2 separate regions of the Homo sapiens genome follow, and region 1 is linked to region 2. A link is an interaction called in ENCODE POLR2A ChIA-PET data of the cell type or tissue named here. Cell type or tissue: MCF 10A. All regions are shown on one strand. Region 1 overlaps DNAH3 (dynein axonemal heavy chain 3). Region 2 overlaps LYRM1 (LYR motif containing 1).

Region 1 (5,000 bases), 240 kb after region 2:
ACTCCTGACCTCAAGTGATCCACCTGCCTCGGCCTCCCAAAGTGCTGGGATTACAGGTGTGAGCCACCATGCCCAGCCACCTCATTCTTAAAACACATCTACAGGCCAAATTCAGCCTATGATAGAGATCCCATATAAAATATGGGATGCTTTGGGATATACTTATACTAAAAAGTTATTCATTACCTAAAATTTGAATTTAACTATGTGTCCCATTTTTTGTCTTGCAAAATCTGGCACCCCCAGCCTATGGGCCACTATTTTTGCAACTTATATTCTAAAAGGACTCAAGGTATCAATTTCCATCACTTACTAGGGCAGAGAACATGTACACACACTCTCTCTCCTTCTCTCTCACTCGCACAAGCACACAAACATGCGCCCTCTTCAGTAGCCTGTCTTGGGTCTAGACTTTGGTGTTTTTCAAACATTTCCCAGGTGATTCTGCTGTTCTCCCTGAATTTAGAATCACTGAGATGCCGAGAGTAACCCTCAGCAAACCGAGGGAAAGGGGGCAACAGGAACGTACCTCCAGGTCCGATTCAGATGGCTTCTTTTCTTTACTTTCCATTTCCATCTCCTGCTGTAACATGACATCGAGCTGCTGTTCTGGACTCATTGGTCTGCTTCCTGGGAACGTCAAAGATGTCTTTACCTCCTTCTTCATGGGTGAGAAGATTGACGTCTTGAAGGCCAACTTGATCCTGAAAAGTAGACACAGCTCAGCCCTTGGTGTTTGGTTCTCCAGAGAGGTGCTGTGGTGTTGCCTACTTTCCCTAGCCTGATGAGTGTGGTTCTGCAAATAGAAGCCTCTCTCCTCTGTGTCATCTAATGGCATGTGTGTATACTTCCAAGATGACCCTAATGACTGAACACCTCATAGGTATTTTAGCATGGTTTTGTTCAGTTGGTTTATTTTTGTCTACAATCTCAAAAAGCCTGGCCAACATGGTGAAACCACGTCTCTACTAAAAATACAAAAATCAGCCAGGCCTGGTGGCATGCACCTGAAATCCCAGCTACTCAGGAGGCTAAGGAAGGAGAGTCGCTTGAACCCGGGAGGCAGATGTTGCAGCAAGCTGAGATCATGCCACTGCACTCCAGCCCGGGCAACAGAGCAAGACTCCATCTCAAAAAAAAAAATTTTTTTTTTGATTAAAGTGATTCGTGGATAAGAATATGATTATCTGGGAATGCTTTGAAGCCAAGAAGCAGAGTGTGGCTTTAGTGAGACCACATCCTTCTGTTCAGCCCACCGTCCTGCCTTCTCTGGTGCCCACAGTGATATCTTACCTAGTGGAATCCTCTTTGTTTCTGGAGGAAAACTTCGTTTTTTTCCTCATGGGCTCTGATGAGCTTCTATTTCCTGGAAGAATGGAGAAGAAAGACATCAGTGATGGGCAATGGCCTTGGGCCATTCTCCGTCCACAGGGGCATGACTCTCGGAACAGTCCAGGAGCACACTAAGGGGAGCGGACATGGTACGGTGTGACGTGGCAGGAGATGTGGGCTCAGGTCTCATGTGCATCACTGATTACCTGTGTGACCCTGAAGAACTGGCTTCATCACTCCGGACCTCAGCTTCCTCAACTGTAAAGTGGGGATGTGCGTATCTTCCATTCGTTCATACATTTGGCAAGAATTAATAACTGCTTGTTTCATGTACTCTCCAATATTGTATGCTCTATTTTCTAAACACCTGTTATATTACTGTTTAATATTTCTCTTTAAGTAGACCTGGGCATTTAAACTTAGTACATTTGGCCAGGCACGGTGGCTCATGCCTGTAATCCCAGTACTTTGGGAGGCTAAGGCAGGCAGATCACCTGAGGTCAGGAGTTCACGACCAGCCTGGCCAACATGGCGAAACCCCATCTCTACTGAAAAATACAAAAATTAGCCGGGCATTGCGGCGAGCGCCTGTAGACCCAGCTACTTGGGAGGCTGAGGCAGGGAGAATTGCTTGAACCCAGGAGGTGGAGGTTGCAGTGAGCCGAGATCGTGCCACTGCACTCCATACTGGGCGACAGAGTGAGACTCCGTCTCAAAAATAAATAAATAAAATAAAAAATAAAATAGGCCGGACACGGTGGCTCATGCCTGTAATCCCAGCACTTTGGGAGGCCGAGACAGGCAGATCACGAGGTCAGGAGTTGGAGACCAGCCTGACCAACATGGTGAAATCCCCCATCTCTACTAAAAATACAAAAATTAGCCAGGCATGGTGGCACACGCCTGTAATCCCAGCTACTCAGGAGGCTGAGGCAGAAGAATCGCTTGAACCCTGGGGACGGAGGTTGCAGTGAGCCAAGATAGCACCATTGCACTCCAGCCTGGGCAATGAGAGCGAAACTCCGTCTCAAAAAATATACATACATACATACATGCATACATACATACATAAATAAAATAAACTTAGTACATTTATTTTTAAAAGAAATTTTATGATTATCACAAATAAAAAATAAGTACATATTTATTGCAAGTAGAAAAACCAATATCATTTGCAATAAATAGAAGGTAGCTACAATTAATTCAATAAGTGATATAAAAACTATATTATTCAACTTTAATTAGATATTACTTCCTAAAGTGTCTATCTTTGAACTTCTCAAAATAGTCCACATATAACAACAATACAAAAATCCTTTTTTTTTTTTTTTTTGAGACAGGGTCTCACTCTGCTGCCTGTGCTGGAGTGCAGTGGCATGATTTCAGCTCACTGCAACCTCAACCACCCAGGCTCAGGTGATCCTCCCACCTCAGTCTCCTGAGTAGCTAGGAGTACAGGCGCATGCCACCACACCTGGCTAATTTTCCTATCTTTTGTAGAGACGGGGTTTTGTCATGTTACCCAGGCTGGTCTCCAACTCCTGGGGGCAAGCAACCCTCTCAATAAACACAACAATCAAGGTACAGATTCACAAAATGGAAATAATACAGCAATAACAATATTGCTCCAAAATAAATTTTTAAGATCCTCCAAGTACAAATGTATTTTAATGAATAATAAGCAGAAATCATCTCAAGCAAGGACATGAATAACAGACACCAGTGCCGCTCTGAAGAAAGCATCTTAGTACTTTATATTCAAAGACTCTGGCTTGCCTGAGAATTTTGGGGACAATGAAACCTGGGAAGCAATAGCACTAGTTCTTCACAGATATTAATAATTTTGGACTAAGAAAATTATTAAAGACTGCTACAGACTGAAAGCTAATGTCTTGTCAAAATTAGTATGTTGAACCTTAATCCCCAGCATGATGGTATTTGGAGGTGGGACTCTTGGGAGGTGACTAGGTCATGAGGGCTCCATCTTATGAATGAGATTGTGCCTTTATAAAAAAAACAGCAAAAAGATTTCTCACCCCTTCTCCCATGTGAGCATGCAGCAAGAAGATAGAGAAGACAGATGTCTATGAATCAGGAAGAGGACCTTCATCATAGACTGAATCTGTTGGTACCTTGATCTCGGACTTTACAGACTCCAGAACCACAAGATATGAATTTCTGTAGTTTATAAGCCACTCAGTTTATGATTCTTTGTTATAGCAGCCCAAAAGGAACTAAGATGATGACCATGAAATTACCAATTAGAGCAGCAAACTTAAGGTTCTGTGTATCATGATCTTGAACATTTGGGCATTAATTATTTGCTACATGTCCTTAAAGCAGGAACATGCAAAAGCAGCATCCTAGAGACTGTGGGTGTGTATGTAATACACAAATAACACTGGTAAGAACCACTTGGGAAAAAGAAATCCTCCAAGTGATATTGAAAGGGCTATGACAATAAGAATGGAATCAGGAGTTGGAAAAGGGAGGTAGAAAACCATAAGTAATCAGAAAATTTGAAATGGAAAGATAGTCATTTAAACAAAAAACACTCATTAGACATGAAAAACTCAAGACTGAACAGAGTTGAAGAGAAAATTAGTAAATTGGAAGATGTAATTAAGAAACTCACCCAGACGTAGCACAGAGAAAACAATGAAAAATATAAAAATGAGTTTGAGACAGAGAGCAGATCAAGAGTGCCAACATACATCCAACAAAAATTACTAAAGGATATCCTTATGCCAATATACCTATGCTTGGTGGGAATTAAATTAATACATACAAGGTGCTGTGGTAAGCAGCTTCCAAGACAGCCCCCAATGATCCCCATCTCCTGGTAACACCCCTTTGTGGTGTAATCCTCTCCCCTTGAGTATGGGCTAGAACTAGTGACTCCTAACAAATAGAATGTGGCAAAAGTGACAAGATGTCACTTCCAAGATTAAGTTCCAAAAAAGCCTATGGGTTCTCTCTTGCTGGCTCTCTCTCTTTCTCTCCCCCTCCCTCGCTCTAAGGGAAGCCAGAAGCCATGTTGTGAGTTGTTCTAAGGGAGAGACCCGTGTGGCAAGAAACTGGTGTCTATGGCCAACAGCCAGCAAGGACCTGATGACATGAGTGAGCCTGGAAGAGGATCCTTCCCTAGTTGCCTTTAGATGATGGTGGCCTTGGTGTATGCCTTGATTGTACGCTAGTGAGGGGCCCTGAGCCAGCACTACAAATTCAGCCATGCCCACGTTCCTGCCCCACTGAAATTGTAAGATAACAAATACTGGTTCTTTTAAGCCACAGAATTTTGGAATAACTTATCATGCAAACAATAACACAAGTACATAGAACAGTGCCTGGTATATGTAAATGGTCTATAAATGTTAGCCGTTTGCAATCATTTCCTCCATAGATAAGGAGGAGAGTGAGGCTTTGCAAAGTCTCCAAAGTTAGCTTCAGCAAAAGGGGAGCCAGGATCAGAATCCAGGAGTAAAAATTTCACTCCAGGCCAGGCACAGTGGCTCATGCCTGTAATCCCAGCACTTTCGGAGGTTGAGGCAGGTGGATCACCTGAGGTCAGGAGTTTGAGACCAGCCTGGCCAACATAGTGAAACCCCATCTCTACTAAAAATACAAAAAAAAATAGCCAGGTGTGGCCTGTAGTCCCAGCTACTCAG
Region 2 (5,000 bases):
GTGACTGCTTTTTCACCACCTCTGACTGACCCGTACCTTTTCTTTGCCTGTTAAAATATGCTAATAAGGAAACATACTTCCATTTCTTTTGAATTGAGGGGCCCATAACTTTTCATTTAGAACTTCTATCCCTGATGGGAAAAATAGCTGTATATCTATTGGTTGTTATCTTGGTTACAGTAGCCTGATTGGAGTTCCCCTGTACAAATATAATCTTGTGTGCGCTCCGGTGCTGGTATGATATATTTAGAATGGGTGTGCTTGCCTCCTGTGATCTTGTTTGGGATAGACATTTTAGAAGTCTTTCAGACATTTTTTGTTTTGGCCCCGTGTTCTAAAAACTTCCCATATTACAGGGCCTAAACTAAATTATTTTCCCTTAGGTAAAATAAAAATGCCATCCACCCTCTCCTCCCTGCCCCCTATTGCTGACAGACCATATTCTTATCATTTTCTGTGTAAAAAGATGCTGTTTCATAAAATAGCTGCGGTATGATTAAGTATACCACACAAGCATATCCTGAAATTTGCAAAACAGTGTGTGGCATGTGAGGCATTACACTTCCCTTTTTGGATTCTAGTAACCAAAAACTGAATCTGAAACAGGAAATAAGTCTGTGGTTGTGTGTGTGTGTGTGTGTGTGTGTGTGTGTGTGTTTAATTGATAGGAGGATATGGGACCAGAAATGTATGGAGAACAATTTCACTTAAAGGTTATTGGATTGGGGTAAGAATATGGGTGTACACCAAAAAGGAGGGAGTATAACAGATCTAAGAGAAAAGTGCCCTGAGGGATAAACAAGGAGTAAGAGATAAAGGAAGAAAAATAGGAAGGGAAGCCTGGTCATGCCTTTGGTGTTGGCACCTGCATTATATTTCCAGTAAGAAGTATGCGCTGTGGTCTGAAGATAAGCGGTGCTTCCAACAGGGTTATTTACTCATACCAAAGAACAATAGTCCTTTGCTGTACAGGGATTATTAATGATCAGAGGGAAACAGCTTTAGGAAAATCCATTACTACCACAAAGCAATAAATTCACCAACAGGCCACACATTTCTCTCCTATTCAGACAAAGCTTAGCATAGATAAAAGAGACCTCGTTGTTCTTCCTCTGTTTCCTCCTATTCAGGTAACATTTGCCTTTGTTAACTCTCAGTGCTAAGTGATGTTACATGGATTATTTCATGAATAATCCTTACGACTCTGAAAGGGGTTCTGCTATTACCCCATTGTACATTCTAAGAAACCAAGTCTCAGGCAGTTAATAATTTGCCCAATGGGGTAAAGTCAAGATTCAAACCCAGCCTTGTCCGCCCAGAGCCCAAAATAAATGTTCATTTATTTTGTATTATATCTGCTATTCCTTACAAATGGGACAGACATTCCCTACTCTGCTATACAGGGCAAGAACATCTGGTTGCTCTGACATTAGCAAGAGCATTTCAATTCTGTAGAGGTTTTCCAAATGATAGTTTTAAGTCACAGTTTTCTAGATTGATTTTAACCCATGATCATTGAGTATAGTGGACCTTATTCCCCAAAAGGATTTTTTCAGGAAAAAAGTATCAGAACCCCATTCTTCTATGTTTGGTTCTAAACTTCATGGAAATATTATAAGGTATTTCAGTCCAGTGGACAAACCCTAACCAGCCTTAAGAAAACTTAAGAGTGAGGGTTACATCATAGCTGTGTCTCTTACGCTGTTCTGGATGAAACTGATGAGGATTCCTCCCCAAGTAACACTGAGTCTCCAGTTCTTTATCCTGACACACACTGCTCTTGAAAGCATCCTAGTAAGGGTTAATTAGTATTTAACCCTTCAATGCTCTGGGATCATCAGTTGGGAAGCTTGTCCAGATACCATCGTGTGTATCTCAGGATGAGAACATACGTTATCAATGACCATTCTGTGTGTGTAAATTTATTCTTCTAATACATATTTGTCATGTTCCAACTATGTGCCAGCCTAGGCATGTAATGTACAAGACAGTCCCAAATCTCCCCCTGCTCTCCCCACCTCCTACTCCCTGCAACACACACATGGTGGAAAAAGAAAGGTAAGTCATGCAAAATTATGATAGAGTAGGATGAACATTATGACAGGGGTATGCCAGAGGTGCCAGGAGTGCACATAGCCGGGACACTGACCCAGCCCCAGTGTGAAAAGGGCACCCGTCCAGAAGTGATGGAAGTCAAAAGGTGGAAGCAGCAAATAGGCAAAGAAAGGGTATTTCAGTTGTATGAAGTAGAGAGGCTTCCTATGGCAAAAAGAGGGACATTGCACATACAGAAGACCATGATCTCATTTGGGTGGAGTTTATGATTCCCCCTCCTTGCTAAAAAATCATAAAGTACTTGGGAGAGAAATTTGACTATACTACGGTCATGAGTTCTGATGAGGGAAAAAATTCCACCTAGGGGTAGGTCTTTCCTGAAATAAATGGAAAGGGGTGTTTAACTTCCTGGGGCTTGAAAATCAGGGTAAATTCCTCTTGCCTTTGTCCCATTTCTTATTTGTACTGCAACACATTTTCTTTAGAAGGCAAAGCCTCATGAGAGTCCAGCATTTGGAATTTGGACATTCCTGAGACCAGAGTCATACTTCTATAAATCTCAGCTGGGGAAAGGGAATTTTCATCTCTGCTCTTAAATTCCTAAGTGTTCATGCTGCAATGGTCTTTCCAAAGGCAGAGGAACTGTTCCAGAGGTGGGGTAAAAGGGCACAGTGGATGAGGCCCCTCATACCAGCAGATCTTTCCATAGTCCTCCTGTAGAAACACCAAGTGTCTGGGTATGCCTTGTACAGTAAGTTCTTGGAACCTCCCCAGACCCTCTCACTGCACTTTGGACAGTGAGTGGCAGAGTGGGTGGGTGTTTGGTGTTTGGTTTTTGTTTTTGTTTTTTAGACTGATCGCTGCCCATTATGAGTCCCCATTACTGACTCCAAAATAGAAAAGCTTGTGGTCAGTCAGGAAAATGATCATCCAGCTTTTTTGGCTCTTGACCCTGACTCCTGTCAACTAATTAGGGGCATTAGGCAAGATCTTGTTTCACCATCTGTACAAGTGTTGGAATTATAAGTAGTTATGATATACAGTAGTTTGATATACAGTGTATTTAAAAAGATATAAATCAGACCGTGTTACTCCAGCTTGCATAAAATCTACCAGTGTCTTTTGCGCTTAAGACCAGAAACAAAGTGCCTTTCCAAGGCCTACCCCCAACCTGTGCTGGATTCTGTGGACCTGTGGCCCCTTTCCCAAAGGCTCTTGTTGCATTCATGTTCATCTTTTTTATTTTCATTTTTTGAGATAGAGTCTGACTCTGTTGCCCAGGCTTGAGTGCAGTGGCGTGATCATAGCTCACTGCAGCCTTTATCACCTGGGCTCAAGGGATCCTCCCACCTCAGCCTCTGAAAGTGTTGGGCTTATAGGCATGAGCCACCATGCCTGGCTAATGTTTTTATTTTTCAATGGAGATGGGATCTCCCCGTGTTGCCCAGGCTGGTCTCAAACTCTTGGGTTCAAGCAATCCTCCCACCTCAGCCTCCCAAAGTGCTGGGATTACAGGCATGAGCCACCATGCCCTGCCTCATGTTCATCTTTGAAGTCGATTCCCACGTCACATCCTTTGCTCCTGTTGTTCCCTCTACTTGCACCAGCTTCCCCTTACCTGGGTCCGTTATTAGGTTCCATCACACCATTCAGGACTCAGCTCAAATGTCACTGACCACCCAGAAAATAACCCCCACCTCTGGTCATTTGTATCTTATTACTCTTCAGAGCACATATGACTGTCTGAAATTCTTGTTCTTGTACATCATCTGCCTATGCCACTAGAATATAAGCTCAAGGAGGGTAGGGACCATGGCTGCTTATTTATCACTGTATCCCCAGAAACGGCAGGTGTCTGGCACATGGTGGACCTTCAATAAATGTTGAGTGAGTGGATGGATGGATGGATCCTTGGAAGGGAAGAGTAAGGCCTACCAGGTAGTAGCACTGTAGTGAGCCCCTGCACTGGTGGCTTTTATGTTGGCTCCATTGGAGTCAGAGGGGACAGGGTTGCCACGGGGAATGGAAGAGCAAAGCGGTGCAGCCATGTGCCCAGCCTGCTTAGAGCATGCTGGTGTGTAACATAATTAAAAAGGGCGGTTGCAGGTTAGGAGCAGGGGCAGGTGGCAAATGGGGAAGGCTATTGGAATTCACATCAATGTGCAAAAAAATTGCTTCCTTTGCTCTTTGTATAGAAAGGGACTAGAATTATTTAGTTCCCTTTGTCACAACTAGCTAAGCTCTTTAAAGCAATCAACAGACATTCAACATTTATTGAGATTGAACAGTGTATTTCGTGATTAAAAGCATGGGCTCTGACTTCAGACCAGCTGAGTTTGAATCCTAGCCCTGCCTATTGTTAGCTGTGTGACCTTGGACAAGTTACTTAGTCTCTGCATCAGGTTCCTCCTTTGTAAAATGGGGATAATGGTAGTATCTGCATATATAGAGTACCTAGCAAATTATCTGGCACACAGTAAATGCAAAGCAAATGTAACTTTTAATATTTTTCTTACTGTAATGAACAAGATACAATCCCTGCCCTTCAGGAATTCAGACTCAGAGAAGAAAAAACAGAGTGAAAGAAATGCAGAACTATCTGCTGGCCATGATAGAAGCAAGGAAAAGGTTGCTTTGGAAAAGCTTAATAGCAAGTAGGTGTCTGTTTGATGGTGTGGGGTGGCTAGCAGAAAGGAGACATTGTAGGCAGAGGAAGACTCAGCCAAGACAGACAGAAGTATGACATGGCAAGGCACCTTAGAGCAGTAGCTCCCAAACTTCAGAGTCCACATCACAGTTTTTGCTGTTTACCTATATTTTAAACTAGCTTAAAAAGTTTTCTAATTCATTTCTTTAAAGGAAGCTGTATATCACATAAAATCTAAATCACTCAAAATTATGGGTTTGATGGGCTTTTCTAATATACAGTTTGTATTGTATATCTA

What was found. ChIA-PET counts read pairs that join two places held together with the same protein. Peaks named below come from ENCODE experiments on the same cell type or tissue, not always from the same donor. Only the 100,000 strongest peaks of a DNase experiment are listed, where the experiment ranks them.
Region 1: POLR2A ChIA-PET joins it to region 2 with 5 read pairs; 7 of 35 experiments call an interaction of 5 or more read pairs at or near these places.

The regions. Positions count from the first base shown.
Region 1 is chr16:21,140,007-21,145,006 of GRCh38, forward strand. DNAH3 (dynein axonemal heavy chain 3) reads right to left here. Exons shown (of 62, transcript NM_001347886.2): 5 at 1,294-1,366; 6 at 530-704. Among named protein-coding and RNA genes, the nearest start is that of DNAH3, 8.3 kb to the right of the region's middle. In MCF 10A, no CTCF peak of the experiment used is centred here; no DNase peak of the experiment used is centred here.
Region 2 is chr16:20,904,070-20,909,069 of GRCh38, forward strand. The region is part of intron 1 of LYRM1 (LYR motif containing 1); the gene reads left to right. Among named protein-coding and RNA genes, the nearest start is that of LYRM1, 5.8 kb to the left of the region's middle. In MCF 10A, no CTCF peak of the experiment used is centred here; a DNase peak (open chromatin) is centred at 2,582.